Regions from separate parts of the Mus musculus genome. Here all the other regions are linked to region 4. Evidence: chromatin loops called from intact Hi-C (ENCODE). Cell type or tissue: left cerebral cortex. All regions are shown on one strand. Region 1 overlaps Colec10 (collectin sub-family member 10). Region 2 has its middle 68 kb from the start of Colec10. Region 3 overlaps Colec10 (collectin sub-family member 10). Region 4 holds the start of Mal2 (mal, T cell differentiation protein 2).

Region 1 (8,000 bases), 100 kb before region 4:
CCAGCCAAAATCTCAGAGAATTGGAACACTCAGAAACATGTGGAGGAAAAGAAAAGGCTGAAAGAAGAGAGAGGCAGCCAAGAGCAAACCCAGCCTAGGGCGGCTCCTGTTGGATTCATGTTTACAATTGCTCTGAGTCCCTGAAGTCTGAATATTTTGAACATATGGCAAATGCTATCATTTCCATTATAAATTTATAATGTTAACAGTCATTCGCTCAGTAACTCATCTCAGTTTGGAAGACACTTCTCAGAGTAGATGACAGTTTCAAGGAATAAGATCTATCCATTTCTGCCTGGAAGAACTTCTTAAGACATTGCATCAGAACTCTATGAAAATGAATACCTTTTTCTATTTGTTTTCCAAGTGAGAGTGTCATTATATAGCCCAGGCTGTCCTTGAACTCGAAATCTTCTTGCCTTATCCTCTTGGATGCTGGGTGACAGCTATGCAATTCCGAGCCCAGCTGAAAATATACCATTCAACGTGTTCTCTTTTAGGAAAAGCTCTACACCTCCTTGCTCAAGGCAGGGATGTTTACTGCCATTTTCCAGTGAAAACACTGCAGCTGTAAGAAACAAAGATATTAACAAATTGGTGATTTGGAAGAAAAGCAAGTTCCTATCCTGGTATAAGCTGAAAGTTCCCTGGAATGCATATTTAGAAGGTAGCAAGGTCTATGTGCTGGAGTGTGGGGAGTTGAGAAATGAAGTGAACAGAATCCCTGTAGGCACTGCCTACAGAGGCTGAGATTTGTAGGGGTTATCGCTGATGAGAAGGTTGGTGGTGTGGGTTCATTCAGGGTGATACGCCTGTATCAGCACTGAGCAAAAGTTCAAACTCTAGATCTGGCCATCACAGCTGCCTGAATGTCATTGCTGACTGTGACTCTTCCTAGCCATGCTAGCCATGTTCTAGGGCTAATTTAAATGTCCTTTACCTTATCATTTTCTCTTCATAGAGAACCCTGACAGCTAAGGAGGAGTTAGAGTGAGGTATTTGGAAGAATATCAACTAGACAAGGATATGAGTGCCACAAGACTCAGACATTACTACTAACTACATGCACCATGGGTATGTGAGAGAAACAAAGAAAATTTTGAGATATATAAAATATTTTGATATATATTTACTTAAGTAAATATAAATGTACATCAGTATATCATAAATGGAAACCCTATATTTAATTACATAAAATATGAGTTCTAGAATACAAAAGTAACATCACAGGCATCTGGAGGGATATCTCAGTGGCCAACAGCCCATGGGGACTCCAGTTAAGTTCCAGAATCCACATTATGTAGTTGACACTTGTTTGTAATTCCAACTTCAAGGGATCTAACACCTGAGGTGGAAGTTTCTGGTTTCTTTAAAAATCACAATTATGTCATGTAATGTTTCCTGGAAGCTGTTTAGTGAAAGGGCATATGATGTTTTGCTGAAAACAGACACCTCAGAGGGCACGTGATGTTTAGAAAGCATATAAATGAATCCTCACAAGCAGTGAAGAGTTGCTCTCGCATTGCAACATTGTGCCATGCTCTGCTGGTCTTTGCTGGCTGTGTAACACTTTTCTAGTTTTGGCTGGTCTTTGTTTCTTGACTTTGTAGAATAAAACAAGCCAAAGACCTTCTCATGGTATTCCAGATGATTCTGGCCATTTATTGTGACTTGTGGCAATCCAGCCCAGCCTTGAAGTTTCTGCTGGAGCATGCTACTACTAGTAATTCATGTTTGATGTATGTTATTAGACGGGACTGCTGGTATACTGACAACGAAGAGTGGAATCACCCTAAAGAACTACTTCTAAACAGGTCCCCAACCCCTTTTTCCTATTAACCATCTTTCTCCTCTACCTCTTGTTCAGGGGGCTAGAATGAAGATGGACACATTTAAGAACCCTAAATAAAGTAGATTTTGATGAATCTGAGCCTACAGAAACTATTATCTGGACTCCATGGGCACCTACCCTCCCATGTGCACAGTTTTACACATAAATACACATATATGCACATAACTGTAGAAGTAAAACAAATCTTTTTTTAAAAAAATAGAAGTTTTAGTTATGCTGCTTTTAGAATATCAGGCCTTCAAACTACAGCTGAATCCTTTCATGTATGAGGGAAAATATCTCATATCAATAGGGACTGAAGACTATGTTCCATTGATCTTTTATACATAAACCTTTATATAGTATAGGGATGTGTTTCACGGTGATTCTAGCAGATGCTCATTCAGTCTGTATTTGTATGCTTTGGGTAATTTAATAAGCCATTGTGATAAAATAAAATACATTTCATCTAATTTGCACTCATTATCCTTGTTCTGTGTTTTGCTGCTTATAATTGAGAAGTCTAGCCCTGAGATCAGCTGGGGAATCAACAGTAGGCTCTGAAGGAAAGGAGATCCAGGAGAAAGAACTGTCCTTGCCATGCCAAACATTATCAAAGCAATATCCAGTACCACAACATTCTCAAATACTAAATAGTTTCCATCACAACCAATTAATCTGAATTGTGCTCATTAGACACAAGAGGCAAAGATGAAAAGTAGGGAAAATACTCAATCAACTGGGACATCTCGATCATAGACAATTTATTCAATGAGATGGAGTGAGTGTATTATACAGGATCTAACATCTAGAGAAGACACTATAAATAAATGGTTTGCAAATCCCATAGAAAGGGTTAAGGACAGGAGTCTTGTAGCAATTCGGAGAATGAAGTTGAAATTAGAGTCCATGTTCACAAAAACATAATGCTTCCATTGGGAAGTAGTTAGAATAAGCTGTGTTTAGGATAACAACACAGTCTGTTAACTTCAGCGTTGATCATCTACAATATGGTATATCTGTTACGTTTCTAGTGGTATGATGTTGAGAACTGGGAAAACAATGGAAAAGACAGCTCAGATTTCCATGCTCATGAGAAGAACTTAGTTTGGTTTCTTTGTACATCAAGTCTATGGTAATGAGGTTCAAGATTAAAGGCATTGCCAAGATTATATAAAGGCATGCTGCTTTTGTATCTGTGTTGTTTTAGCATAATCTCTCTTCTACAGTGTGCTAAAATAACTTGTCTGAAGACATTTTGTAGGAGGATTTGCATCACCCTTTCTCAAAGAGTAACACTGACACATCTGTTCAAATATATTAAGTCAACTATTTTGGCTTACTCATTTTTTTTTATGTGAACAAGAAGTCCCATGTCAATGTGTATATCCACCCACATTATTTCCTTACAAGATAGAATATATCTTTGTGTTTGTGCATGAATGAATATTGCCAAGTGGCAAATTTTTCTTGCTTTATCATTCTGCTGACCTATACCTGACAGTCAGCAAAACTCTTATTTGCCCAGACGGTCAGTTTTATAGTGAAATATGAAGAGGATAACAAAGTTATTACCTCATTTTATAGTTGATTAAACTGTGATTGTAACAAACCTTATCTATAATTTGCAGTACCTTATGGGAAACAGAAGATTCTTGTGCAGTTTAACTCTGTATCATAAGCATTGTTCTCATTATGAAACATATATATGCATGTGTGTGTGTGTGTGTGTGTGTGTGTGTGTGTACTTGTTATGCCTCCAGCAGCTGGCTGAACATAGTCACTGGTTACAGTACACTCTTTGATATATTGAGAGAATTCTAGTCCTGGAAGGAGTACTCATAACTTCAATCATGATGCGTAAAATACCCCAAAAGTCACAAAAGCATAGCCAAGACTTGAGAAAATAAAGTAACATTCATTTTCAATCCAGTAAGGTGATTGTAAATATAAAACTGAGAATCATAGTCTGCCTTGTATGACATTAGGGAATGAGATTATTTTTCTCTGGAAGGTCACAACTTTACATAGTTATTTACTGAACCAATTCACATAATGGAACTCTAGAGAAAGCTTGCTAACAGAAAGGATATATTTTAGAACTAAACACTTTCAGGACATGTTAATGTTTGACTTTTGTGACCATAACACTGTTGGGGGATGCACATCCTTCAATTATTTAAGAAATATTCTACTGGTACTTGAGTTTCCTGTATCTCTCTATTTCACATAACAGAGACTCTTGCATGCCCAAAGAAGCTTAGAAAATAAAGAAAACAGTCAATAAACACAGGGAGTGTGTTACTTTGCTCATAGGTATGACCAACTTTCTGTCCATGTAATTTATGAGAGGAAGAATTTATTTGGACTCACAGTTTGAGCCCGTGCAGTCCATTACATTAGGAAAGGTGGGATGTTGAATAGCTCACCAATAGGAGTGTGCAGCCATTGAATACATCTAATACCAGGTCGGTTGGGAGCTGAGAAAGAAAGGATCCTTGCAGGTACACATTTCCCAGTGTGTCTGCTTTAGGATCACCCAAGCTTTTGCCAGAACCCCCACTCATGCTCTGTAAGTAGCCCTAATGAACTCCAGCTCCCCAAGCTGAAGTATAGTGGAATTGAATCTTGGTTTGTGTCTGGGACTTTAGAAGGAGGAGGTAAGAGTTTGCCCAGACTCCATCACCACCACCACCTAGAACTAAAAATTCTTCTGCCAGTCAGTAAATCAAATGGAGCAGAAAAGCAGTCAAATTGCTTTTCACCTAGGTGATGTGGCTTTAGGATTACTAGCTCATTTTAGTGTAGATATAGTTGACCATACAGAAGTTTCTGAAGAACTTTCCAAGAACAGATGAAATATGGTACAGAAAAGAATCAAATTTGACAAAATCTTAAATATTTAGTTTTCCAAGACTTCTAATGCCCAGTGCATGGCTGGGGACTTCTGCTCTCTCCACTGCATGGAGTAGTTGGCCTTGCTACCTTCTTCACAACCAATAGTTTCATCTGTGTTCTTCCAGGAGTTTACAAAGGTGTCTGATAAAGAAAAAAGATTTGCTTTCTTTCCAGACAAATTATCTCCTGACAGCTGTTAAAGTACTACCAATCCAGGTTGGGTGAACCGAGATAGACTTCACTAAATTTGTGGTGAAAGAAATCCATTAGTTCAAAAGCTTACACTAAGAGAAGCCATTTTGAGTCCATAAACCTAAATGAGGAGGGACTAACTCCTAATTATCATAGCAGATGCTCTTTATTCTTTTTGGCAATCAGTACCAAGGAAAGCAGTTGTGTCAAGAGTAAAGGAACTGGGGATCTATCATCCCAACAGGTTCATGCAAAGGCTGAAAATAGTCTGATGAGAATAGTGTGACTGGTAGTGCCCAAGAGCTAATAGAAAGGAAAGCTATGATCAAAGCAAGAATGATCCAGAACCTCAAGCTCATAAATTACTCAGGAATGCAAAGAATTTGACAGTAAAACTACCAGAGACTTCAAATAGCAGGAACCAGGTAGACAATGGTTTCTGTTCACTCGGAACTGAGAGCTTGTGTGTAGAGGGCACAACCTTTGCTTTGTGAGTGATTTCACAGTATAAACATGACCTTGGTGATTTGTGGAATGAACATTGATAAAAGTCCAAGCATTTGGTATAACTCAAATTATTGAGTTTTCTAAAATGTAGGGGTTAGGGCTGTTAGCCATTTTGCAGACCCCTAGGGACATAATGCCCACCCCTGCATCAAGGACACTGGTCTTCTGAAGGAAGAGGGTCCTATACCATCTTTTTTGTATTTTCAAAGAGACTGACACAAAAAAATTATTATAACTTACGTTTCTAAAACATCTCACTATGTAGAGATGTCTATGGTTAGAAAATTCATAAGTAACATTTTCCCACTTATTTAGAAACTGCTGTGTGTGTGTGTGTCAGTCTGTCTGTCTGCCTGTCAAACACATTGGTGACAGGTTCTCTAAATGGCTTCCAGCTGGCCAATAGGCTAAGCAGGCTGGTTGTTGATCCCCAGAGACCTGCCTGTCTCTGTCTCCCTGTGGCAGAATTATTAGAATACCACCAAGCCTCGATTCTTCAGGTGAATTTTGGTGGGTGGAGGACCCAGCTGGTTTGACAGAGATGGCAGCAGTTTGACTCCGAGAACCATCTGAACAACACTGATGTGCTTGAAGAAAACGACGTCTCCAAGTCATATCTCTGTGCTCAATTGTTCTCCCCAACTATTCCACAACAGCCAAGGGCAGTCAGTTTCTGATCCACCTTTCAAAAACATCAAGATAAATTCTCTTTTACCATCATTAATGGAATGTGCCCAATAAGTCTTTGGCTCATCTCTTGCCATGCCACTTTGACACAGAAGTTATGCTATCCTTATTTCCTTTCATCTCCAATCAGCTATTGGATTATTTTTACTATATGACACATATGCTAAGAATCTTAGACCTAGATCAAAGAAGTAAGGAATGACTTAAAGTGCTGAAGAAATAAAACTCATGTGCATTTGATTAATTAATCAAGAGTGATATCTACCAAATTATACATCTAAGCTTATACATCTAAGTTTCCTATCTATTACTCATTAGGATTCACTCCTGTTGATGGTGCTCTGCAAACCCACATGAGACGAGAAGTCTACACACTATGGTAGAGAAGCCCTAGGCCATCAAGTTTCTTCTTCAAAAGACTTTGTCAGAAACAACTTATGTTACCATATAAGACTTTGATTTTCCCACTCAGCAGCCATGTCACACATAACTAAAGACCACATTCTAAGATTCATACATTTTTTTAGTGTCAACTTTGCAATCTTATATTATCTGAGCATGTGTCATAAAACCTAGATGGTTTCCACTTACATTCTTTCCTGTACTTTCCAAGTTTGGTTATAGAGTACTATAGAAACCATGAACATAGATTAAGACTTGATGGTACAGATGTGTGATTACTTAAAGAAAATATGTTGAATATAAGAAGTAGGTTGAGATCTAAGTTATTCTAAATGTTTATTCTTTCAGAGTTGAAATTTTTATCATAGCTGCCTGTCTCTCTAAATTCCTCCTAGATACACCCACCCAACTCTATGTCTTCCTTTTTAACTCTTCAAGACCAACTTGTACTGCCTAAATACTCCTGGATATGTGGACCTCAACTGGACAGTAGTTGACTTACCAGAGTCTGCACTTTTAGAAAAGACTGTCTCTCCCTCTCCTAGCAGCTAACAATTGCCAATATCTCTATGGCTAAGAGTGGGGCTGTTTGCCTAGATCCTATCTCCATGCTGGGATTTGGTCCAGCCTGTAGTTTCACAGGTTTGTGTGTATTGCTGTTATAACTTCTATGGATTTGTATTTGCAGCTGATCTGCTGCTTTCTTGAAAAAATAATGCTTCTTTGTAGTTGTCTTCTAGTTCTGGCTCTTACACTCTTTTTGGCCCCCTTTTCAGTAACGACCCCTGAGCCTTGGATGGCAGGGTACAGTATCCATTTTATCTTTATGGCTGAACATTCTGTGATTTCCTATTCTCAGCATCTTGGGCAGTTGTAGGCCACTGTGTTATTCACCATCTACTGCAGAGAAGTTTTCCAGATGAGGGTAGAGAGATGCATCAATGCTCTGTCAGGTATATGACAAGTTTAAAAAGGAAAAATGAGGCGTATTCCTTTAGTAAGACATAAGAAAAACAGCTGGAAATGTAGTAATAGATTCAAAAGTGCTCAAAGAGAAAACTGTCACTTACATTGAATGTCCCTGAAAGTTTAAGTAATCAAATGCTTAAAAGCATCTGTTGGGTTTGCCAATATCAAAATGGAGATGGAAGAAAACAGAGTAAGAATGAAGAGGGATATGCTGTAAGAAGTCAAGGAAGAATGCATGGGTAGTATTTGATGCAAGCTTGCTTGTAGAGATGAAAGGAAGGAACAAAATCAGGAATGGTGTCTGGAATGGCCCCTAGAAAACTGGGCAGTAAGTCTTTTTTCAGCTCCAAAGGTTACAGTCCAAGAGTTCAGGAGATGTCTCAATCTAAAGATAATACCTAACCCAGTTTATGAATGCCCCCATCACATGCATCTACAAATGCTAGGTCTTTTCATTGTATTTTTCCTGTACTATGGCAGTAACACTTGCAGTGTGAAGGAGGGAAACAAAATC
Region 2 (8,000 bases), 94 kb before region 4:
TACTCCAGCCCCTGCATGCTCTTTGGTTGGTGATTCAGTCTCTTTGAGCCCCTACAGGTTCAGGTTAGTTGACTCAGTAGGTCTTTTTGTGGTGTCCTTGACCCCTCGGGCTTGCTCAGTTCTTTCCCTAACTCTTCCACAAGACTCCCCAAGCTTTGCTGACAGGACCCTGATATAGCTGTCTCCCGTGAGTCTCTGCTAGTGCCTGGCAAATGCAGAAGTGGATGCTCACAGTTATCTATTGTGCAAAGCACAGGGTCTCCCAATGAAGGAGCTAGAGAAAGCACCCACAGAGCTCAAGGGGTTTGCAGCCCTATAAGAGGAACAACAACATGAACTAACCAGTACCCCCAGAGCTCCCTGGAACTAAGCCACCAATCAAAGAAAACACATGGTGGGACATGTGTCTCTAGCTGCATATGTAGAAGAGGATGGCCTAGTTGGCCATCAATGGGAAGAGAGCCCCCTTGGTCCTGCAAAACCTACATTTTGATGAGGGAATGTGTAGCAGGAATGGCAGGGCTGCCTCTATGTAAATACTGAGGGCAGTGCAGCTGCTGACGCGTCTCTTACTGGAGGACCTAATTGATGACTGCCTGTGACACCAGCATCCCTGCAGGAGGACCTAATTGAGGACTGCCTGAGAGAGCAAGGATTGCTGGTACAAGTAACGCCAGCCAATCAGGAACTGCTGTTTGGAATAGATACTTTCTTGGGACCAATGTGAGCATGAGTAGAGGGTATTAAAGGAATTTTCATCAATGTTCAAAGAGCTTGCTGCAGCATTTCTCACCTGCTCCCAGAGTCTGTGTCTTTGACTCTGCACCAACTTACTCCCAATCCCCAAGTGCAGGTAGGATCGGGCTGAGAGCTGTCCAGGACACAGGCAACATGAATGAATGAATGAATGAATGAATGAATGAATATGCATTCTTTATAAACTTCTCTATAAGTTCACCCTCATCATTTGCAATTTTAGATACACATTTTCAAACCTATATATCTATTAGTAATTTTCACAGAAGGTTCACCTTCCTGATTTATGCTTATTCACTTGGTGTGTTGTTGCCTCTTAGTTCAAATATGTTGCTATAAGGAAATGTCGTAAGTTATGTGGCTTATAGCCAGGCATAATAGCACAGGACTTAAATCCCAGCACTTGGGAGACAGAGGCAGGTGTACCTCTGAGTTCAAGGTCAGCTTGGTCTGTACAGTGAGTTCGAGAGCAGCCAGGGCAACACAGAGAAACTCTGTCTTGAGAAGGAACAGAAAAAAGTTATGTGGCTTATAGACAACAGATATCTAATTCTCTTATTTCTAGAGGCTGTGAAGTCCAAATGTGATGTGCTATAGATTTGTGTCTGTCAAGTGTTTATTCTGAGTTTTATGGATGATATCTTATGGTGCCACATTCATCTTCATAGAGCAAATGTCAAAATAGTGTCCAGGATATAACAAGTAATAACTTGGTGTCTATCCAACTATTTCATAAGTGGTAGAGCTGGAAATAGAATGCAAAATCACTGCTACCTATGGGTCCTATTTTGTGCAAGATGCTATCGTGCAAACTTTGAGAAACATGGCCCATATACATAAGGGAGTTCAGAAGAATCGTGAAGGTGATGTGTTTATGAAGGTCCCGAGAAGAATTTTCACTGGGTAATGAACACATTGGGAAGTCACAGCCTCTGCAGCTAGTGGTTGAAACAACTTACAGATCCTGACAGACATTCACACAAGAGTTACCTGGCAAGAACTTCCTGGGAAATCAGAAGATATTGTGCATCCAGTCAGGGAGGGAAGCCAAAAGCTCAGGAGTTGTCCTGAATCCTCTGTTCTGTTTCTGATATGTGCTGCACATTGACCAACCCAAACCAGATGCCAGAGGGCAATATGTCCATTTCTTGTATAAAATTCAGCATCTTGAGTATCTAAACAAGGTATAAAGCCAGACAGAAACAAAATCAAATGGGCAAATAAAATGCCCAAACAGAGTAAACTCCAAACATGTTTCTGAAGCCAACTGAGGATAATCTTTGCCTATGCGGAATATTCCTATAAGAATCGAGAAAAGCTAGAAAATTTGAAGACCTTGAATTTTAAAAAGCAGCAAGCAATGGAAAACTAAGATTAATACAGATAGTCCTGATGTGGCTTGGAGTTGAAAACTGGGAGGAATGATTAAAAACCTGATGTGATACAAAATGTATGAAGGCTTATTGAGTTAGGAGTTTCAATTACAAGAGACAGAAGTCCAGCTCACACAAATGGAAGCAAGAAAGAAAACAGGAGACAGGACCATGATTTGATTATGACAGCTCTAAATCCAGTGTATTTTAATCTTTTGGTTATCTTAGTCATTTTTGTTGTTTTTTGTTTTGTTTTGCTTTTTTGTCATATTAGAGGAAAGTTGATACAGTTCAGACTCTCATTCTTCCTCTTTATCAGTTCAGAGAGAAAGCCAATACATCAGACACAATAACATAATACCTGTGTGCTAAGGACCAGCCTCATCTTGGAGAGAGGTCCTGAGAGAAGGGGTGTTTGAAAGCAGCAAGAAAAAAAAAGACTTAAAGTCAATCATGGGGTACAAGCTGGTGACCTGTGTTCTGCTCAAGACAGCTTTCTCTGGAGAACTCCGGGCAGCTCAAGCAGACAGTCAGTTCTCACAGACCAAAGCTGAGTCTTTTACTCCAGATTCCCTTTTGATTATCCCATGAATCAGCATACCTTCACCCCAACCCCCTGATTCTTAGAAAAAGACAGCAAGCATATTTTTTAAAATTGCAAATGAGTTCAGATATCTCCCTACCTTTGTAAGTACAAACAATAAACTTGGCTGTGTGAGATCCTATCCTGAGATTACCATTCCAACCACACCTGGACCACTCTATCCCAGGCTGACCTTGAACTCAGGAATCTTCCTGCCTTTGTATCTTTCTGACAAACTGTCTCACACTGTTGCTGTTTATATTCTTTTAGGTCTGTGAAGTCCTTCATATAATTCATACTACATCCTTGTATTTTGCATAGTTGAGAAATTATTTTTGAACCTGTGCTTTTAGAGTTCTTTCCCACAGCCTTAAGAGCTATCCTAAAGGTCACAGAGTTTACCATTTTTGCTGAAGACATAAATACACCCTCACTTCCCAGACTCTGTCTGTCTCTGATTATCATGGAGACATTAAACTTGACAAAGAGGATATTACCTAAAATCTTTGGCAGGGGGAATATTTCCCGAGGGAGAAACATGAAGTAAAATACACATATTTTTAAACAAACAAGCTTCATGCCAAGCAACTGTCAACATTCATGGAGGCGATGAGGTACACTATCTCTTCCATGACCATGCAGGACTCAGCACCTGTAGTTGCCCCAAATGCTTGTTCTTGATCTTATTTTACTCTTGCCACTGTTCTAAAGGCTGTAGGACCTTAGGAGAATGGAGTCAATAAATAAGGCAGACTAAAGCCTGATTCATCAGCCAACTTTATTCAGAGCATTGGACAATTTATTAAGAAGAGTCACATGAGTAAAGTGTACAGTTATAAGGACAAGTCACACATAGCAGACAAATTGCATGTAGCAAAAGCATTTATTTCCATAGAGGCATATAAACAAATAATAATAGCCAAGTGTAATGAATAATCTGAAGTAAACTTACTCCAGTCTGCCAGACTGGAGGAGATTGAAAACACACTTCAAGAACAATTCTGTGTTTTTGAAAAAACTTAGGTCACAAGACTCTTCTTTTCTTGGAGTTTTCTCACAAGTACTAAGAATTATTCTACACAACTCCATTCTTGGGCCATGTTCCAACACATTACAATGACAAGTGTGAGGGTATAATAGAGGATCTCGTTAGCCATAGAGTTGATATATTCTTCATATCTATCTATCTATCCAGAGATCTATCTATCTATCTATCTATCTATCCAGAGATCGATACATTAATCCTCCTCATAGGAAGCACTAGTATTTGAACTGTGCTGACTTAAATTTAAATGAAGAGCTGAGTAGGAGAAGGGAAATATGTAAAATACAACTAATGTATTTAGGTATATGTAGGCTATGCCTCCACCATCATAGTTACTCAGCACTTTCTATCTTAAAAGTCTTGACACCATCTAGTTCTTCTACCCAGTGTCCTAAGACCAGTGGAACTTTATATATAACTATCACAAGGCATCATTAGTCTTCTTGTTAAATTGTAGAATGCCTCCCACACTCCTTATTTCCTTCTGTTCTCTCTCATCCTCCGGTTCTCAGTTAACTTGCTCCTGCCAAGTGATTCAGCCCAGAGACACTTGTCAGATATGACAGATGTAAGCATGAATTCATTTGCAGTTACATTGCATCTCATCTCAAGATTTCTTCTAAAAGATGTGATCTGTTATTCCACAGTGCGGGGCATTTATTTTGGTGTAAAATAATGAGTCCTCAGCCTTAAACTAAAGCTGGTAATAAAAGGCAACATTTCCCTTTGACCTGCTCCACCTTGAGAACACTGGTTTGAACCTCGATCCAACCAGCCAGACTATGCTTACTGTATGAATAAGACCATAAGGATGTAACTGCTGGTCCGAATTCAATTTTATAATGCCATATCGCTTTCAAACTCACAGAGATTTTAGTTTCCCTGAGTATTTGACCAGTTACTGGAAGTTTCCCAAATGGGGCGCTAGCAATTGCAATTTTCCACACAGCAAGCATGCAAGCTCTATAATGTATTTCAAATTGTTACAATGCCTGTCGTCATCTTATTTTGTATTTACACTTATTTCAAGCTTACATTTCAGGGATGAAACAATGTCTGTTTCTGTTCTTTAAAGCAACATTTTTTCTGTTAAGATGACTCATTATATTTGGAAACTTGGCCATACTGTCAATTTGAGAACTGGAGCTTGTTCTGGGAGTTATGATAAGTGCACATAGGCAGTTTTACTTGCTGACCCCATCAGCAGGGCTTCTCTCTGAGGAAAGAGAATGCCTTCGACTGAGGCATTCTGCCAGCCATCATTTTGTGGCAAGGACATCTCCTTTGTTCATTGTTCTCCCTGGCCACATCTAATGTGGATATTGGAGACCATGCTTTATCCTTGAGCTGTGATAACTTGTGCAGTTTGACTTTTTTTCTTCAAAGGTTTTGGGACCTAAGAGTACTTTGAGGTCTGAAAAAAATCAAATGATTTTTTTAAAGATAAGGATTGTAGTTTCCTTAGCAATGTAAACCATTCAGAAGTAAGTAGGTTTCTGGTCTGCTTACTTTTAGCCCCATATGCAAGCGCAGAGTTCTTTGACAGAGGAGTTCTCAAGTCCTATGTCTATGTTTCCAGGATCAGTCCCTGGCTCACCCAACCTGTCACCATAATCTCTCTTAAGCCAATGCCTTTTTTTTCTTGTGGAATCTCTGGAAATACAGTTAATAAGTCTATGTTCTGCTGAAATTTGCTATATTAGGACTTTATTCAACTTCTTAGGGCTTCTCATCATCAAGGATTCAGCATCTTACATGGCAAGACCCTGATTCCCATGCGTTGCTTCTCTTGATTCACTCATGGAGTGGCCAGTTCCTTTCTTAGACATGCACTTATATATCACCTTGCTGAGGCAAGCAGTAATGACCTAAAATTTTGATGTTCTTGTCCTACCCAGCCATTTCTAAAATCCTAGGTTAAAGGCACCTATTCTACTCTAGTTACTATTGGCATAGACTTTCTGGTTATGCATCACAGAATAACAAAGTTCATTTTTTACTCAATTTACAGTTGAGAATAGGCTAAGCATGCTTTTCCACCTCATAAGGATCCAATAGGTCACCTTTAATCTCATAGGTTGCCACAGTAAAGAAGGAAAAAGTTAGAGAGCTTCACAGCATGCTTTTATAAGACAGAGACTGAAGGGGTTTGAGTACCTATTCCTTCATATAGTATTTCATTATTGGACCCCATAGATGGATATTCCTTTATTAAAGTTAGATTAGTCCCCTATAGATTACTGAGGTGAATCTTCTTTAGTTTTAATTAACATATAATTATTACATTACTTTCTCTCTTCCATTCTTTTCCCCAACCTTCTCCAGATACCATTTTTACATCCTAATTTCTCTCACATGTATTGCTTCTTTTTCTTTGGTATACACACACACACACACACACGACACTTTTTGATATGAAAAATATTTATTCCTATAAGTTAGAACAAAATATTGTTGTTTAAGTGGCCCATTATGCCTAGCAATTGAAATACTTTTCTTACAGAAGAGAATTCAGTCAAAAATAAATCATGTGGCCAGGTATGGTGACACACAATTTAATCGCAGCACTGCGGAGGTGGAGGCAGGTATATCTCTGTGAGTTTGAGGTTACCCCAGTAAATTCTACGACAGTCAACACTATACAGTGAAAACCTGTCTCTAAATAAATAAATAAGGTACAATGAATCACATATATTTTACATGAGCAAAATTAAGTGTTCTCAGTGTAGAATGACCTAGGGATGGTAGCCCTTTTGTGGGCTCTAGAAGGGACAGCATACCAAACATAGGACAATAATGGTATTGAAAGATCTAGGTTAAGGATATAGACAGTGATTTTAAACAAATCATTCAACTCTGTGTTTCAGGTACCTTCCCCTTAAATGGAAGGAATAAACAACTTACCACACTAGATTGCTGTAGGTCTTAATACATATAAAGTAATAAGCAATGTATGATGTGCAATACATGCTAATGTAGTTTTTAAAGTGTCACATCATTGTGGACCTGAAGAGACAGCTCTGGGGGTAAAATGCTTGCCGCACTAGTGTGAATGTCTATTTCAGATCTCAGGATATGAAGTCGTGGGTGGAGCTATATGTAGTAGAGGATAACTGAAATCCCAAAGCTTCAGTGGTGAAATGGAATATGGGGGAAAGGAGAACTTCAGAGCCCTTGCAGCTTGCAGGCCAATTATCCTGGCATACATAGTGAAGAGCAATAAGAGACCCTGCCTCAAAGGCAGGAGGTGGAAGGTGAGAACTGACTCCTAAGCTCATCCCATGTGCATCGTGACAGGCACACAAACAAAGACACTTTTAAGTGTCACATAGAAAAATGTTGAAACATCAGAATACAGGGCAGCAGAAAATTAGCAAATACAGTATTTTCCCAATAGGTTAGAAAGTCAGGTGTAGATATGCACATGTACATATGGAACACATGCAGCGCTGCTGTCAAAATAACATGCATTGTCATGATTCATAGTATTTTAACACATTTATATCTGCATGTTTTACTTTACTTCAGTTCTGTTGGTGTGAAAAGACATGAATAAAACTTTTCTACATGGTCTACTCTGGTTATGCCTAATAAATATTCTTCCTAAATCTCATTCAGAAGTTATTGACGAGTGATGGTGACTTCATCAGAGCAGACATCTGAAAAAAAAATTGGTTTTAATCATAAATTAAACTATCTCTTTTTTAGTAAATTTCAAGTAGTACCAGTAACGAGTACTTATTAAATCTGGTGCCAGACACTGAAATAAACAAAGCTATAAATAATTGGTTTCCCCCCGTGGCAGTAGGAACAGAACATGTGCCTGTAAGGAACTTATAATCCGCATGCTTATGAATATGAGATTGTAACTTGAAAGTTGTCTTTGATGCTTTGCTTTCTTCTATCAGCACAGCAAGCAATGAAGTCAAATGTTGCCACCAGGACTGACCGGTGCTGATGACTTTTTTTAACCTCCCTCCAGGTCTTGCGTCTATCAGAGGACTGGCACAAAACAGAAGCTGTACTCACAATGCGTAAACTTAAACCAAGGATAGATAATGACAACCCAGGCAAAGCAAGGAGAAACACAGAAATCTTAGGCTGACAAAAATGGAGCAGCACTGATACCTGTACGTCTGAGAGGAAATGGGAGGGTGTGGTCACTGAAGAGAGACCTCTGTGTGTCCACAAGTGAGAACTTTGGTCCAGGAGATAGCCTCCTGTGATTCACAGGAAAGGTGTG
Region 3 (8,000 bases), 140 kb before region 4:
TATGGGGAATGACATTTCAATCAATCACAAATTCATTTGACTGTATTGTCATTAAGCTCACATTTATCCCTCTTGTCTTTAGGGATGTCACTCCTTTCATTTCAAGGCCACTTATTGAACAGGCACCTATTCAGACTCAGGCTCAGACTTGGTGCCAAGTGCTAGGAATGCAAGGAAGACAGTATGTCACTTCAGATCTATCCAATATTGGGATGACACCTTATAGTAGGAAGCTATGAGGTGGTGGAGGAGTACCCATCAGGGAGCAGCATTAATTCTCTGTGCTAAAGTACAATCCTGACATAGGCATGCTTGTGCCTAGAAGGCTTGTGACCTAGAACTTTCAGGAACACACCACCCAACAGAATATAAAATTTCACATGAGCTCTTATTGGTGAGAGTGTTTGAGAACACATTTGGTATAATATACTAACAAAACTATACATTGTCTCATTTTTGTGCACCTACCTTACATGTGAATATATTCTATTGAATCCCTCTCAGAGAGTCTACATTTTTTTTAACAAAAGCAAGGGAGAGCTGAGGATGTGGGCAGATAGATGCAGATGGCTCTTTTTCTGCTCCTGTAACAGATTCTTTTAGCATTTGTTATACTGATTTTTGGCTTCTTGAGGCTGTGCCCTTGCCATGGATAAGGATGTTGTTGTCTTAATCATCATCTGGTAATTAAATTATTGAGAAACTTGTATTAGCAAGTGAAAGAATCCAACACAAGCCAAAACAACAAACAGAAGACAGAATGCCAATTTAACAGATTTCTGTATCAGGAAGCAATGGAGCCATACTAGAGCCTCATGCTTGACCAACTTGTTCTGGGCTCACATTTCTTGCCTTGGCTTTTTTCTCCTCTATAGTTACCACTGTGTAAAGCTTGTTCTTTCTTGTGCTGTTAAGATATATTCAGCATCTTGTCTGAAACAACTAAAGACAGATTGATTCTCCTATAGATTATGGAAGTTCTAATTAAAATCCTTAAATTGAAATTTGTGGTTCCTTATAGGGTCACATCCCAGAAAAAAAATATACCAAGAGTAAAATCAATGGATTACTATTTAGTATATATATAATATTTATAAATGGAACACATTCGATCCAAGGATTCCAGTATGAAATTGACCATCCATAATCTCACATAAGCTTCAAATAGTTCCATTCTCAATAATTCTGAAGAATAGAAGTTAATTGTTTAGTATAAAATTTAATTTAAATTTAAATAATTGATTAAATAATTTAACACATTATGTATTAAAATTATTATCATTCAATTTTTTATTAAATGTAATGATTTAATGAAATGGAACTATACATTATTTAACATGTTATTAAAGAGCTTTTATTTGGGAAATTTAAAGTTTGAGCCTATCTCATACATGTATATCCAGGGTATACATAAATGTACATTCATATGTACAGATTTGAATTAGTATCCAAGCACTTTTTCCCAAAGCCCTTAACAAATTACATCTTTTTTAAGATAAATGTGCTTATTTATTTTTACATAGAAAGTTAAAAATTGGTTAAATATTCAATTCTGCAAGATACCAGGCATCTTCAATGGATCTTCAATCCAATTATAGAGGAGAGGAAAACAAAGCCAAGAGGAGAGCAAATTGCTCAAGCATGTGGATCTAGCATGGCTCTGTTCTTCCCAGATACCTAAGTTTGTAAATTGACATTTCAGAGCTCATCGATAATTTGAATTTATCATTTTCCATGCTTAAACTTTGCATGAGTTGATAATACAAAGTCACATCTTCTTAAAGCATTGCAATCTATCTTGTAAGATCCTCCATGGAACAACCTCCTACTTAAAGACAAGAGTCGCAGTTAATTAAGATGCAACTGGTTGTTTTGTACTGTAAGCCTGGAAGAATCAACTTTCCATAACTGTAAGAGAATGTCTGATATAACTAACATGTAAAAAGGTTTACTTTAATGCTTGGTATTAGAGCAAAACCATTACTTTTTGGCTATAAGTGGTGGCAAACATGGCAATGGCAGAGGTCATGAAAAAACAAACTGCTTAGTGCATGGAAAAGAAGCAGAAGAGAGGGACTGGATTCTTAAATCTCATGCAAGGGAATGTTACCTATGACCAAGGGACTCAATGCTATGTCCCAACTGCTAAAGGTTTCACTACCTCTCAAGTCTTTAAGACATAGACTACCGGAAACCTCTCTCCATCCAAACTCTAGCAGAAGATAAGTGATCTGATGGGAGCTGGAACTCTTGATGTGTAAGATTAGATCCTTTGGATATAATCTGTTTATACTCAACCTTCTCAGGATTATTGCTTTCTGTAAATGACCAGTAGGAATTTGTCTTCCCCAGCTCCTTTCAGTCTATTAGTAGTTCTCTCAACAGAAAAGAAAAATGACATAATTGTTCATGATTTGTTTTCAAAGAACTCAGGTTCATTCCAATGAATTTTGGCTTCTCTTTCTAACTGTTCATTTCTCCTTCTTACAAGATTAGACTGAAAGAGTATAATCATATAGGCAGATAGTAAGTGGAACCACAAGAATTCTATGAAGCAGATCTTATCAAGTACTTGAATAAGACTCAATATTGTTGCCATGGAAATGTTCTTACATAAGGTGCTGTTGCTAGCCTTTAGACATTTGTTGACATGTTTAAGGATGATATGTTGTCATGTCTGTAATTGGATTCTTAAAAAAAATTCAGCAAAAAATAGTTCAGGTAGTGACATCAAGCTAGTAGCTCTATCTTTGTACTGGTATATCTGTCTGTCATCTTTAAGTGCATAAACATTTTTATAGCGTGAAGTAAAAAACCGTGCAGTCAAGCAAAAAAGTAATAAAGTTACCGGGTAGGGGTTGAGGTAGTGAATACATAGGGATAATTGCTTTTTAACTCCCCATTAAAATACAAACAGTGGAGCACATTAAATGAGTAAGTGAATACTCTTCACACATTGGATGAGATGCCTTTAATTTGAAACTGTCCTGTGGAATATGTGGTTTTTCTCATTATAAATATAAAAAAATTAAGTCTCAGAGAGGTGAAATGTGAATTTTCAAACAATTCAATCTGTTCCCTGTATCTCAGGGAGAGCTGTGTAGAAAGGATTGAACAGAAAAAAAATGGGGTAGACAGGAAGGCAAATGAAGGCACTGAGGGAATGATAAATTGATAAACATGAGCAATACAAACAATTGCAGAACACAAGAAAGACCATGTATTTTAGCAAAGTATCTGGAGAAGAGAAAGTGCAGGTTGAGTATAATAGCCTTATTCCTTGAGGCTATCTCAGTCCTTGTACTGTAAGCTTCAAAACAGGAGATAGAATTGGCAAATTTGGAAACAAAATGTAAGGAGGGGGGAGGAGCTTGCTATAGGGTAGAGTGTATCCTTGCAGGGGGTCTCACGCCACATGCCCCATCCAGTTCTAAGGGTGATCAGAGAAAAGATTGCTAACAACTTTTCTCCTGTCTCTAAGGTTACTTTAACATTAGGAAAGACATACTTTCCAGTGATTTTATTTAGCATTTCCAAAATGATTGTGGTAATTCCTTTACATATTTATTCCATTTAAATTCATGGTACAGACTTGAGTTCAGTTATTTAATTTCAAATAAATCCTAACTTTAAAAAGGCGGCCAACTGTAATCTGTGGTGGAATTCTGCTGGGGAGATTATTATAGTATGCTGATGACCTGGAGGGGCTCAAGCAAATAAAATTTAGAAACTTAAAATTAGTCTATTATAGCTTAGCTTAGCTTGTTTTTTTTTTTTAAATAAATGTAAGTAGTTATTTTTTTTAAATGAAGAAATCTCATAAAACATTCCCAAGACACTAAAAAACAACATTGAAATGAGGGGCTTCTTTCCGGTGCTTGTTTTTATGTCTCCCTTCTGTTTTCACTAAAGTAACTCTCAAAGATTAAATAGCCAGAACCCCAGTGGAAGACTAAGACACAGGTTGTTTACTTCAGCTCTTGCAGGCAGGCTGGTGCAGTCATTTAGGTCACAGGAACTATAATCTTGTTTCTCTCTTTTAGGATCTTTCATCAGAAGCCACCAGGGAGCAGCAAATGACTAAATCACTCACCTTGCCTCCACCAGTGAGACACTTGCTTGGAAATGAATGAGAGATATCCCAGTGAGGGGAGGGAGGAAGGGAAAAAATAATGGTACCAATACTCACACTCAAGTGACTTTATGATCTGGCCCTTTACTGAGCAGGAATTGTCTCTTTAGTCCCATTCCATGGATCCACAATCCAGGTCCCAAGAATGAGAGAATAAAAATCCATATAAAATCACGCCAATTGTGCAGAACATGGACTTTGAGGAAAGATACCCAAAATATGAATCCCAATGTTACCATTACACATACAATAACCAGATAGACCTTGCCTCACCTCTGCTTGACCTCATTCCCTCATCTGTAAAATGGAGCTGAGGATAGCATCCTTCTGAAAGGTGGTCATGGGGATTGGATGAAAGAGTACATCTCAGGTAGAATGGACACTTTGGCTCATAATATTCAATAACACTATCATAACATTCGCAAAGTATCATATGGTTCAAACAAAATATAGACAATTCAATGACATTTCAAGCAAATTCTCTATGTGCAAACAAAAAAAATGTTTAGGATGGCAGCCTATCCCTCAGCTCTTAGACGACTGAACATGAACTTTAAGCATAGATGAGCTGACACATTTAGTATAAAAAGGTAACCAGAAGAATTTAGCTCAGTCTTCTAATGGTAGAGAAGATAACAGTTTTCTATATAATGTCACACTGGGTGAAAAATGAGGAAATAAAGGAAAGAACAGATGAAAAAGATGGGGGAAGGGAGAAAATTTTCTGAAAGACACACACATACACACACACACACGCACACATGCACACACACAAATAAAATTTTTTTTTCCATTCTAGCACTGAGTGAAACAAGACTCAAAAAAGATAAAGGGACTCCCAGAATGCAGAATTGCTCAGCTAGTGAGCAACAAAGCCAAGTCTCTCAAATTCTACCTCTGGGATACATTCTGCATGAATTTAGTCATCGGAATACTAACATAATCCTGACTATCTTTCTTGTTTAGAAGGCAATACAAATTGTCAATTTTTTCCTGGTAACTTTCCCCTGTCTCTCTGAAAACTTTGACAAACGTCAAGTTTCCTAAAATCTACCATCTGCTAGGAGCCACTGAAGCCTACAGAGAATGTGTTAAATTTACATGGGGAGGGCAGAAACAGACATGGGAACATTCTCACTGGGATACTCAGAGACCCTGTGATAATTCAGAAGTATCTTAACCACACAGCATCTTGCTGGTATTTTTGTTATTGTTGGATTTTTCTCTTTGCTTTTGTTTTAACTTATGAACTAGAGTGAGAATAGTTTCTACCTCCTGGAATTACCATAATTCTATGTCAAAATCCTTAGCTCGAGTGTACAGCACATATTAACCTTGATAAATAAACACCACCACCCCCAGCACTGGAAAACGCCATCCAATCCAAACACAACCCCTCTAGTCTGACCACAGAAATCATCTAAGCATCTTTGTAAAAGCCAGTTCCAGAAGGATCCTGTAGTCAGCCTTGTAAAACAGCCAGATGCTTGGATAATCTCACAACCTGGAATCTCACTTTCCGTTATTCTTCATGCTTTCATTGTCCGGAGGCTGCCATGGTGACAATGTGGGTATATAATCACAACATGGTATGTGTTATGCTCTTTATTTCCAAAGCACATTCACATTCTTATGTTGTTGATTCCAAAACAACTGAACAAGTCAGTGAGGCCAGGTAATACCCCACACTAATGATAAGGAAACACAGAATACAGGAAGGAGTAACAGTAGCCACCATAATTACACACCAGTTGTGCTCCTATCTTGTGTGTATATTGGTCCATGGAAATTTCTTAGTAGCCCACACGTTATTATTTTAATTTTCATGAAAGAAAAGTGAGGCTCAGAAAAGATGACCATTTGTTTATGTTTCTCCAGATAGGTGACAGAAGAGCTGCGACTCAGGTCTGGATTCATCTTCCTCCAAAATCAATAAGCTGTACCAGCAACATATCAAAGAATCACTGAAATTATTCACAACTAGCATGATATTATTATCTGTGCCTTCTAACTCATAGTCCATTTCAGTAAACGTTTTAGTAAAACACTCCTTCAGTCAGTTTTAATTGTTAAAGGTCCACTCGTCTGTGGCTGTGGCAGTCACTGTCACATACAGCTGCTTGTCAGCTGTTTGCTAATCCTAGTCTCCTATTCTTAGTTCCCAGTCCATGCCTCAAATTGCGGGGTCCCACTAATAATGAGAGAAAAGAAGAAGAAGATATACTGCAACTTTCTTTTGTATTAATTTATTAACTAGTTACTTGACAACTTCATAGAGAGAGATTACATGATCTACAATGAAACAATGCCCTAGCATCTCACTCCCTACCACCCCTATTTATCTCTTCTTTTCTTTACACATTCATTTCTATTTCCTGCATTTTGACCCACTTAATTTAACCAACACATTCTGCATGACCATGAGTTAGATTCTTGTGGGCTCAGCAGAGGGTTCAAAGTTAAAGACAATGATCCCCTTCTGAACTCCTAGCATCTACAAATAGCCAAGAGTTCAGCAATTCAAGAGTCCATGAGCCTCTCTGCCATCCATGACAGACTGTTGATAGTCACTCTTATGTGGACCAGAGCTGCTGTGATGATTACAATGGATATCCTTTCTTTTCAGCTGTCTAATTCTTGTGGCCTTGGTCCATTCTCAATTCAAGTTGCAATGGCATTTTGAGTGATCTCATCCCCCTGGGGAGATTGAGCTTAGTCATTAGTTGAGATGACCTACTCTGTCTTGCTTTGTTTTAAAAGGGGATGATGGTGAAAGAGGTGACACAGGAGAAGAAGGCAAGGATGGCAAAGTGGGACGCCAGGGACCAAAAGGTAAGTTAGCCTGTCGAAATGGGCAATCTAATGTGCAATGCCCCTCCCCCCTTCTGTCTCCATCTCCTCTTCCCTCTGTCCCTCCTTCTCCCACCCCTGTTCTCTCCCCCCTGGCTCTTGTCTTAGAAATTAGCAAATTCACAAGCTCCCTACCACAGATTTAGATATAATATGTTTGAGGTATGGGTTACCTGACCAGCGAAGGGTCCCTATGGACTTGCCTCAAGGCTAGACGCTGTTGTATTTCTCAAGCTGTATCATTAAGACTGTTCACACTGTGTGGCTCAGGGAGGAGCAGGCTCTGACAAAATATAAGATGATGAGTTTTAAGAAACATAGGTATCATAACTTTGAGGGCAAGGATATAGGGGAAGAAGGACTCAGTTTTCTTTAAGAGAACAGTTTGTCCATATTCCAGTGAGTAGATGAACAACACAAATTGGACTTAGTTTCCCCCTCCCCCCCCCCTTTTTTTTTCTTCTTCTTTTTGGGATGTAGTCACAAAGGTGGACAGTGGACATGGGATGAATGGAAACTGAGTGCAATGGAGTACATGATGTGAAGTTCCCAAATAATCATGAAAGTATGTTTAGGGGTGGGTCAGGAAATAGTTATGTTCAAAGAAAGGTCCTTTGAAATGCTTGTCTTTTCCCAATTTCTCTATTTCTTTACTTTGTTTTTCCTTATAATAAAAAATGATGGAGGGTCTTGTAGGAAAAAACAACAACAACAAAAACAAAGCAAACAACAGTAACACAAAAAGCTACTTAGATGTTTTCATGAATAAACCGAAGGGTAAACCTTACTAAAATTCAGTCAATAAGCAAAAGGCTCTGGATCACCACCGCTTATCTCCCAAACACCTCTGTTGTTTCCTCTCAGGGAACCGTACCCAGGGACCACTTGTTTTAAAGTTTTAAACGGTGGAAAAGACTCCCAAGCCCTTAGGTCTCAATCTGAGAAAGACTGTATGATTCTAAAAGTTCTTAAGCTAACTGCTAAGTTATTCTCACAAGACAAAGATTTACATCTAGTG
Region 4 (8,000 bases):
AGGAGAAAGAAAGAAAAAAAGAAAGAAAGGGAGGGAGGGAGGGAGAGAGAGAGAGAAAGAGAGAGAGAGAGAAAGAAAGAAAGAAAGAAAGAAAGAAAGAAAGAAAGAAAGAAAGAAAGAAAGAAAGAAAGAAAGGGGGTTCAGAAAAAATCTACAAGCAAAACAATGCTGTAGTCATTATTTAATCTCAGTCAGGTTTCTACCCCACCTGTGGTCATTCAGTTCCCAGGTAAAATACACAACTCTTATATTTACAGTAAGCTTTTAATGTAGTAGAGCTGGGCACATAGCTACCCTCTAAGTTAGGTTCCACCTGGGCAGCTCTTACATTCAATGGGCCAGCCCTCACGGCCATGTGTTCATGACTCACCTATCCCATGGAGTCTTTCTCACTCTCCACCTTCTCTCTCCCTGTGGTCTCTCCTCAGACCCCAAGCCCAGGGAACTGGAACTCCACCTAACTTCTGCCTAGCTATAGGCTGTTGGCATCTTTATTCAACCAATGGTGTTAATTTAAGTGACAGGTTCACATGACAGTACTTTGTGTATGTGGAAATTCTCTTGTCTCTGGGGGCAACCAGGCTGTGGGGACCAGAGTTACAATACATAGCAAAAGACCAAACCTCAGCAAAGTAAGGCATGCTAGAGGTCATAGAAATGGATAAGAGGATGACACTATTAAGAACTCAGAGCTGATTTTGTGGAGAAAGAAATAATCATGGAAGGAACGGATGCTAGAGTTGCCATCATGGAGATGAAATTGGGATCATCAAGAAAAACAATACTGATATAGATAGTGATCATGGAAAGGGAGTCCATTCCAGAAAGAGCATTAGTTATGGAGCAGATTTGCTATTCTGTAGGAGAGAGGTACATAACAGTCTCTCATTCTCCTGACTTTGGGAAACCAAAGTAGGTAGGGGTGGGTACAAAAGCAGTTATGGCAAAGTAGGTGCTGGAAAGGGTGTAGTCACTGTGTTCTTTTTGGTGACACCTTTAAAATATACACAGGTGAAGTTTTAGGTCGTTAATGGATCCACAAATTCCAAGGTCATTCCAAGTTCACTCACCACAACACTTTGGTACCTTGTATGTAGTTACTGGGCATTTCCATAACAAATTCTCGGGAGTGGCCTCACCTTTGAAGATCCTTTAAGGGCTGCCTAGGCAGAAAATAAAATATAAAGATCTCTTGCCAATCAGGATCTGGACACAGAAAAGTTCATCGATTGAACAAAGCAATACAGAGAAGTTGAGGTTTCCTACTAGATAGCCAGCACACACGAACTGCCAGAAACTGGTGACTAACAGGTGGTGGTGTCAGGAAGCCCAAACAAGGTTTCATCCACACCCTCCTTTGTGGCTTTTACTGTAGTGCCACCACCACACCTAAGAGTTTCGATTATTAAAATAATGAAGACATAGGGTAAAACCTGCTGACAACCCATGCAGGGAACAACTCACAGTTCAAGAGCTAAACTTAATAGATCAGAACAAGACTCAATTTGTAGAATGTCCGATACTCGAATAGGTTTGTGTGTCCGTGTACATGTGTGCACGCATGCATATGTGTATAGTAGACACACATTTACATATCCACATACTTGATTGCTGTTCTTGTTGCTTGACAGGTTCTTTCTAGGTATCCCAAGCTATTCTATTACCAGCTTTGCAGTCTATGCTGACTTCAAACTCAGGGCAATCCACACTCTGTGAAGTACTATGATTCCGGGCGTGTATCCCCATGCCTGGGTCAGGTTTTACCAACGTGGTCTACATATGTGCTGATCTGTGGAACTTATCTTTAGATGATCTCTGAGAAATGTCCCTTTGTTCATTCCACTTTCAGAACATTGACAGCAAAACCAATAAAATGGGAATGCAAGGGGGGGAAACTGGGGCTTGGGATTCATATGTAGTAGTGTCCTGTTCTGTTTTAATAATTGTTAAGTCTTTAAAAGCAGTAGCAAAGAATACCTTTCTGAAAATGGAATAAAAAGTGTCTGTGTGGAAACGTAATGAAGCTAACATTTTGTGTATGATTATTGACGTCAAAACTGGAAAAAATAGCTACCATCCTATAAGCTACATCGCTTCCTGTACACCTAACTCTTCTGCCCATCATTGGTGGACATCCTCGTACGGATTTCTGAGACCAGAACAGAAATGACTCAAGGCCTTCCTCCAGGGTCCCACTGCCAACGACTCCAATGTGCTACATGACCCTGAAAATCCCCCTAGAATCGCCTTTAAAACAGGCATCCCATTTTCCAGGTGTGCCTGGCAACTTGGTGTTTTCCTTCTGAGTCACAGCCTCTGTCTTCCTACCCAACTGGGGAAAGTGGGTGAGGACCAGCGGGGAGACTTGAGTGGGATGGGCAGGTGGGAACCAGCAGACAGTTAGTGCAGGAGCAGCAAGTGATCTGAAGATCCAGGAGGGCTGCAGAGCTGGCGCTGAGGCTGGGGCGCACCACACCTGTGCTGGTGACCCTGACTGTCGCTAGGGCGGAGGCGCGCTCACCTGTGCCCACGTGACGGGGCGGGCCTCTGTCGGCAGAGGGCCCGTGGCCACACCCTTTCCGCGAGCAGCACGCCTGAACCCCACGGATCGGATCGGCGGCGGCGGCGGCGGCGGCGGCCAAGCCCGGGAGGCGGCGGCGGGACGCGGGAGGCGGTGGCGGCGGTGGCGGTGCGCGGAGACGTAGCAGCGGCAGCATGTCGGCCGGCGGAGCAGTCCCGCCGCCCCCGAACCCTGCCGTGTCCTTCCCGGCGCCCCGGGTCACCCTGCCCGCTGGCCCCGACATCCTAAGGACGTACTCCGGAGCTTTCGTCTGTCTGGAGATTGTAAGTGGGGCAGCTTAGGTGAAGATCGAGTCCCGGGAGCATGGACAGGCAGCATCCTTGCCCCCAGCCCGGGGTTGGTCCCTCTGAATACCCCTCCCTCAGCCTTCATCCTCTAGAAGTGGCCTTTTACTGGAGTCAGTCTCGGGGTCCTCTCCACTTAGGACCCGGGCCTCTTGCCTGGCACCTGTTACGCGGACACCTGCTCGCCGGCCTGGAATGGAAATGTGCCCTAGAGACCGATCAGGCTAGGGGCCCATGATTAGGGACTTGGGCAGGAGCCCTCTCCTGTTGGATCTCGGGGACTCTGGGCTTTGGATAGGAGCTGCGTTTGACTAGAGGAGGAACCAGCGTTCTCGGCCTTTCCCGTTGCCAACCTGCCATTTTGTTGGGTGGTGCAAAGGTGAACTGATGACTGGGTGGCCAGGAAGCTGTTAGGATGTGGAAAGCCTGGACGGGAGGCGCCAGGGAAAGGAAGAGGAGGCTGAAGCCTGGGTATGGTTTTCACCAGACTCACCCTTGCCATAGCCAGTGCCCTTTGGATTGAGAAAGAACAGGGCAGGGAGAAAGGTGAGGTTGTAGGTGCAGCAGGCAGTGTGTAATCAAGTGGGTGTGAAAATGGAGGGGCAAAGTGGAAGTGGGGCAGTCAGCCTCAGCTCTTGCCTTTGCACCTCCTGTCCTTTTCTAAGTTTACCTGAGAATTCCAAACCACCTCAGAACACTTTGCTCCGCCCAAAGTCAAGTTGATGCCACAAGCCTGCCCTGCCACCTTGTTGAACTAGACACTTGAACTTAGCGAAAGGAATGCTGTGGAGTTGGGAGTTTTTGAAGCTCCTTGTGGACAAGGGGGAAATGTGCAAATAGAAATTGGGCAACTGGGGTTGCGTCATGCTGGGAGAATGTCAAATAGAAAGACATGTCAGCAAAGCGGTGTCATTCCTGTCGGCTGGTTCTGTTTGCTCTGTTTAGGGTTTTCATGTCAACCCTCATCCACTCCTGCGAGTTTGCATAACCTGGATCTAGGTCACTCGGGGTTCCCTTTTGTGCTGCTGAGCTGAAAACCTTGTGGGCATTGGTTTTCTGCCCCATTATGCTTAGGTAGCCAAGCCACCTTGGGTTTAGCTCAGATTTGAATCTGAAAGAAGAGACCCAAGTGAATGAGTCACAGGCAGTGGCACCTGAGATCAGATAGTGAGTGTGACACTAGAAGACCCTGGCATGGGTTCGGATTTGAGCCCAATTCAGCATCGTAGGAATGACTAAGGTGGGTGGCAGGCATCCATGTGAGAGGAACAGGGAGGAGATGGCGTTGGACCAGACTCCTGACTGTGGAGGGGACACAGCTTTTAAAACAGGAAGCGTTGCAGAGAAAGAGTTCCCAGATTCTGGGCTCCTTTCCTGCCGTGTTCCTCAAGTTCCACGTGCTTGCTTCCTCTTTCACGAGTTCTTCCCACGGCTTTAGTTACGTCCTACTTATCCTGAAATTTACAGAGGATCTGGAGACATAGAGGCACAGCTTAAACTTTGGTAGAAGTTAGGCTCAATCCTCAGGAGTAATGTACAGTTAATCTCCAATTTGATAGGTTGGTTCCTCATAGTTATTCAAATATATAGGTAAAACATACACACAGAAGTCTTTCATATGTATGTATGTATGTATGTGTGTGTGTGTGTGTGTGTGTGTGTGTGTGTGTGTGGTGCACGGAAGTCTTACTAAATCAAGTGATACTCAGGATCCACCTGTGGATGTGCCACACTTCATGGGACACTAGTACTAAAGGTTAACAAAGCAAAGAGGTGACTTATTGAGCCCCTCCCAACTTCATATCTCCTTTTCCTATCTACCATAGTAGTTAGTTCTCAATTCTTGCTGTACTTAATAACTTGGCAGCTCTTACAAGTCCTGATGCCAGCCCAGCCTAATTAAATGAGAGTCTCTAGGGGAGCACCCAGAGTCAGCTAATTTTTTTTAAAGGTCCCTGGGGATTCTAATACATAGTATAGCTGCAACCCACTGATAGAGTCTTTGAACCAGGCTGTGTAGAAAAGAGAATTTCCTCACAAATGTGAATATGTATGTTTGTTAGAACAGATAGGATGATTAGATCCTGGAAATGTGAGGAAGTATCTCACACATTTCCAAAAACGTAGCTTGCTTCCTGCTTTCTTAAACTTCTGCTCCTCTGGAAACTTACCTAACCCTGACATGTGCTCAGACGCTTATAAAGATAGAAGTGTCTCTTTGAATTTGCACCGTGTGTGTGTGTGTGTGTGTGTGTGTGTGTGTGTGTGTGCATGCACATACGCACACATGCATGTTCAGTTGATGTGGGTGCATGTGTGTGGGCTCATGCTTGCGTGTGCAAGTGCATATGGAGGCCAAAGGACAACTTTGGGTGTCATTCCTCAGAGACTGCCCACTGTTTCTTTTTCATATTTTGCTTATTGAAGCAAGGGGGGGCATGATCACTTCCATAATACTTTATGGAAGTAAGAGGACAACTTCAGGAGTGGATTCTCTACTTTTACTTTGTGGATCCCAGGGGTCAAACTAAAGTTCAGAGGCTTGAGGTCAGAGACATCCCACCACTGAACCATCTCACCATCCTGTCAACTCTTTTGAGGGGGAGCATGGGGATCGGGCTGATCAAGTTCTCTTACTGCCCTGTAGAATAGTGTGGCTGGCCAGGGCTCAGCTAGCATAGACATCACACAACAACATACCCAGCTTGTCTTAAGTGCATCCTGAGAGTTGAAGTCAGGACTTCAGGACTAAAGTGCAAGCACCTTACTGGCCAAGCTACTCTACCAGCCCTACAATTTTTTTTCTTTCTTTCTTTTTTTTTTTTTAATGGTCAAATGTCTTTCCAAATTTAAGTTGAAGTTATCTTTTTACCTCCTCCCTGAACTTCTGTTACCTGTCCCCATGGGGAGGATCAAAATGTACCAATGAACCCAGCGACCTCACGGAAATGAGAGTCCTCCTGGAGCCAAACCAAAGGTTTTGGCCCCCGTCCTTCTGGAATGCTCAGTGATACTGGATCATAAGATGAAGAGAGCAGCCAGATCACCTCCGTGGTCTTCTAACTAGAGTACCCACCCTGAGGGGTGTTCAGACAAGAGAGAAGTGACTCACTTGAAACGCCCTGTCCCCTACATTTGGTGATTGCTCTAGGATTTTTTTTGTTCCTTTTTTGATTCCTAAGTCACAGACTCCCATGGTTCCTCTCCCTGAAAACTAAATGTGAGGATTCCCTAGGCACAGTCTCAAATACTAAGTAAACTCCACACGGAGAACCAAATCTTTTAATTTCTGTTAATGTTTCTAGCTATCTCTTATACTCTCTTTAAAGTTTGGCCTTCCATTGAAATCTGTTTACCGCCAAGATTTCTTCGTTTTGGGTCATGTTGCTGTCTGAAGCTATGCAAGCTGTATTCGGTGAAGATGGTTTCATCTATCAGTAGGAGATTCTGCTAATGAGACTGTGATCTTAGAACTCAGTTCTCATACTAACTTTGCTCAAGGAATTTAATTCCAGTCTCTGGTACTGTACTGCACTTATGACTCTCTGTAAATAGTGCCTGCCCCCCCCCCAATAAGTAGGGCAATTTACAATACCTGTTTTCATAAGTGGAGCATATTCCAACTTTGCATTCATGAAATTGTTTTTAGATGTTATGTTCTACCACTGGTTTTCTGACTTGCCAACCTTTTTGAGTTTGGACTAAGTTATTCTTTCCATATATATCCTTACCATGTATCTATAAAATTTAACGCAAAGTTAGAATTGCAAAGCCAAGTCTTTTTTATTAATCATTTTATTCATTTACATTTCAAATGATATCCCCTTTTCTGATTACAAACCCCGTATCCCATCCCTCCCTCGCTTCCCCTTTGCCTCTATGACAGTATTCCTCCCAGTCCTGCTTCATAGCTCTAGGATCCCCCTATGCTGGGGCTTCGAGCATCCACAGGACCAAGCATCCCCTCCCACTGATGTCAGATAAGGCCATCCTCTACTACATATGTATCTGGAGCCATGGATCCCTCCATGTATACTCTTTGGTTGGTAGTTTAGTCCCTGGGAGCTCTGGGTGGTTCAATTAGTTGATACTGTACTTCCTATGGTGTTGCAATTCCCTTCAGCTCCTTCAGTCCTTCCCCTAGCTCTTTCATTGGGGTCCCCAGGCTCAGTCTGATGGTTGGCTGTGATTATCTGCATCTGTATTGGTCAGGTGCTGGTAGAACTTCAGGGAACAGGCATACCAGGCTCCTGTCCTCCTGTCAGCAAGTGCTTCTTGACATCAACTATAGTGTGGGGCTTTGGTGTCTGCAGGTGAGATGAATTCCTAGAGCCCATGGCTGAAATGGCCAACAAAGGAGAGATAGAACCTGAAGAGGCCACCTCCAGTACATAGGCATGCCCCCCCACCCCCCGTTGAGGGATGGGGCCACCCACCCATTTCAAAATTTTTAACCCAGAAATGTTCCTGTCCAAAGGAAAGGCAGGGACAAAAAATGGAACAGAGACTGGAGAAAAGGCCACCCAGAGACCATCTCACCTATGGATCCATCCCATCTGCAAAGCCAAGCTTTTTTGCTCAGACTGAAACAGTAAAATTGTCATTTCCTGGCCTAGGACCATGGCTCAAGGAGTAAAGGACTTGAAGCAAAAGTATGTGGACCTGTATTCAAACACTAGAACTCGAGAATTGCTGGCCTCTGGGGTAGTTTCTGTTTGCAGTCATTGCTCCTGTGTGAGATTACAGGTAGATACAATGGAATCCCAGAAACTTCATGGACCAGAGAGCCTCACTTAGACAGTGAACAGCAAAGCAGATGTCACAACTAATAGGAACAGTGAGGTCTGACACCCAAGGCTGTTCACACTAACACAGTGCCATGCCATGCCATGCCATGCCCACACTTGTTCTCATGAACAAAAGTTACATTTGTCAGATCCTCTCAGTGTTACTAGAGTGAAGATTTAATGACTTCCTAGTGCGCACAAAACTATTTGGATGCCTCCTCACCTGAAAGCTCTTATGATCTAGATAAGAGGTTGTACCAAAAAAAAAAAAAAAAAAAAAAAAAAGTCACTTCTGTTTGGAAGAAATGTGGTCATGAAAGGTAAAATACAATTGAAAACCATTTTCTG

What was found. Hi-C counts contacts between places; a loop is a spot of excess contacts. Peaks named below come from ENCODE experiments on the same cell type or tissue, not always from the same donor. Only the 100,000 strongest peaks of a DNase experiment are listed, where the experiment ranks them.
Region 1: it touches region 4 in a loop (5-fold over the local background); 4 of 42 quality-filtered maps call a loop at or near these places.
Region 2: it touches region 4 in a loop (4-fold over the local background); 4 of 42 quality-filtered maps call a loop at or near these places.
Region 3: a loop joins it to region 4, with 2.4 times the contacts of the local background. A loop is called at or near these places in 2 of 42 quality-filtered maps.

The regions. Positions count from the first base shown.
Region 1 is chr15:54,464,046-54,472,045 of GRCm38, forward strand. It overlaps Colec10 (collectin sub-family member 10), which reads left to right. Exons shown (of 6, transcript NM_173422.3): 6 at 1-2,313. Among named protein-coding and RNA genes, the nearest start is that of Colec10, 57 kb to the left of the region's middle. In left cerebral cortex, no CTCF peak of the experiment used is centred here; a DNase peak (open chromatin) is centred at 3,021; H3K27ac peaks cover 705 bases.
Region 2 is chr15:54,475,036-54,483,035 of GRCm38, forward strand. No RefSeq gene overlaps it. Among named protein-coding and RNA genes, the nearest start is that of Colec10, 68 kb to the left of the region's middle. In left cerebral cortex, no CTCF peak of the experiment used is centred here; DNase peaks (open chromatin) are centred at 3,806, 4,303, 4,880, 5,321 and 1 more place; H3K27ac peaks cover 2,666 bases.
Region 3 is chr15:54,428,101-54,436,100 of GRCm38, forward strand. It overlaps Colec10 (collectin sub-family member 10), which reads left to right. Exons shown (of 6, transcript NM_173422.3): 2 at 6,893-6,964. Among named protein-coding and RNA genes, the nearest start is that of Colec10, 21 kb to the left of the region's middle. In left cerebral cortex, a CTCF peak has its summit at 4,069 (motif pointing right); DNase peaks (open chromatin) are centred at 594 and 4,067.
Region 4 is chr15:54,568,794-54,576,793 of GRCm38, forward strand. Mal2 (mal, T cell differentiation protein 2) reads left to right here and starts at 2,573. Exons shown (of 4, transcript NM_178920.4): 1 at 2,573-2,844. The coding sequence starts at 2,716. In left cerebral cortex, a CTCF peak has its summit at 3,663; DNase peaks (open chromatin) are centred at 2,436, 2,531, 3,180, 4,160 and 1 more place; H3K4me3 peaks cover 2,869 bases; H3K27ac peaks cover 2,071 bases.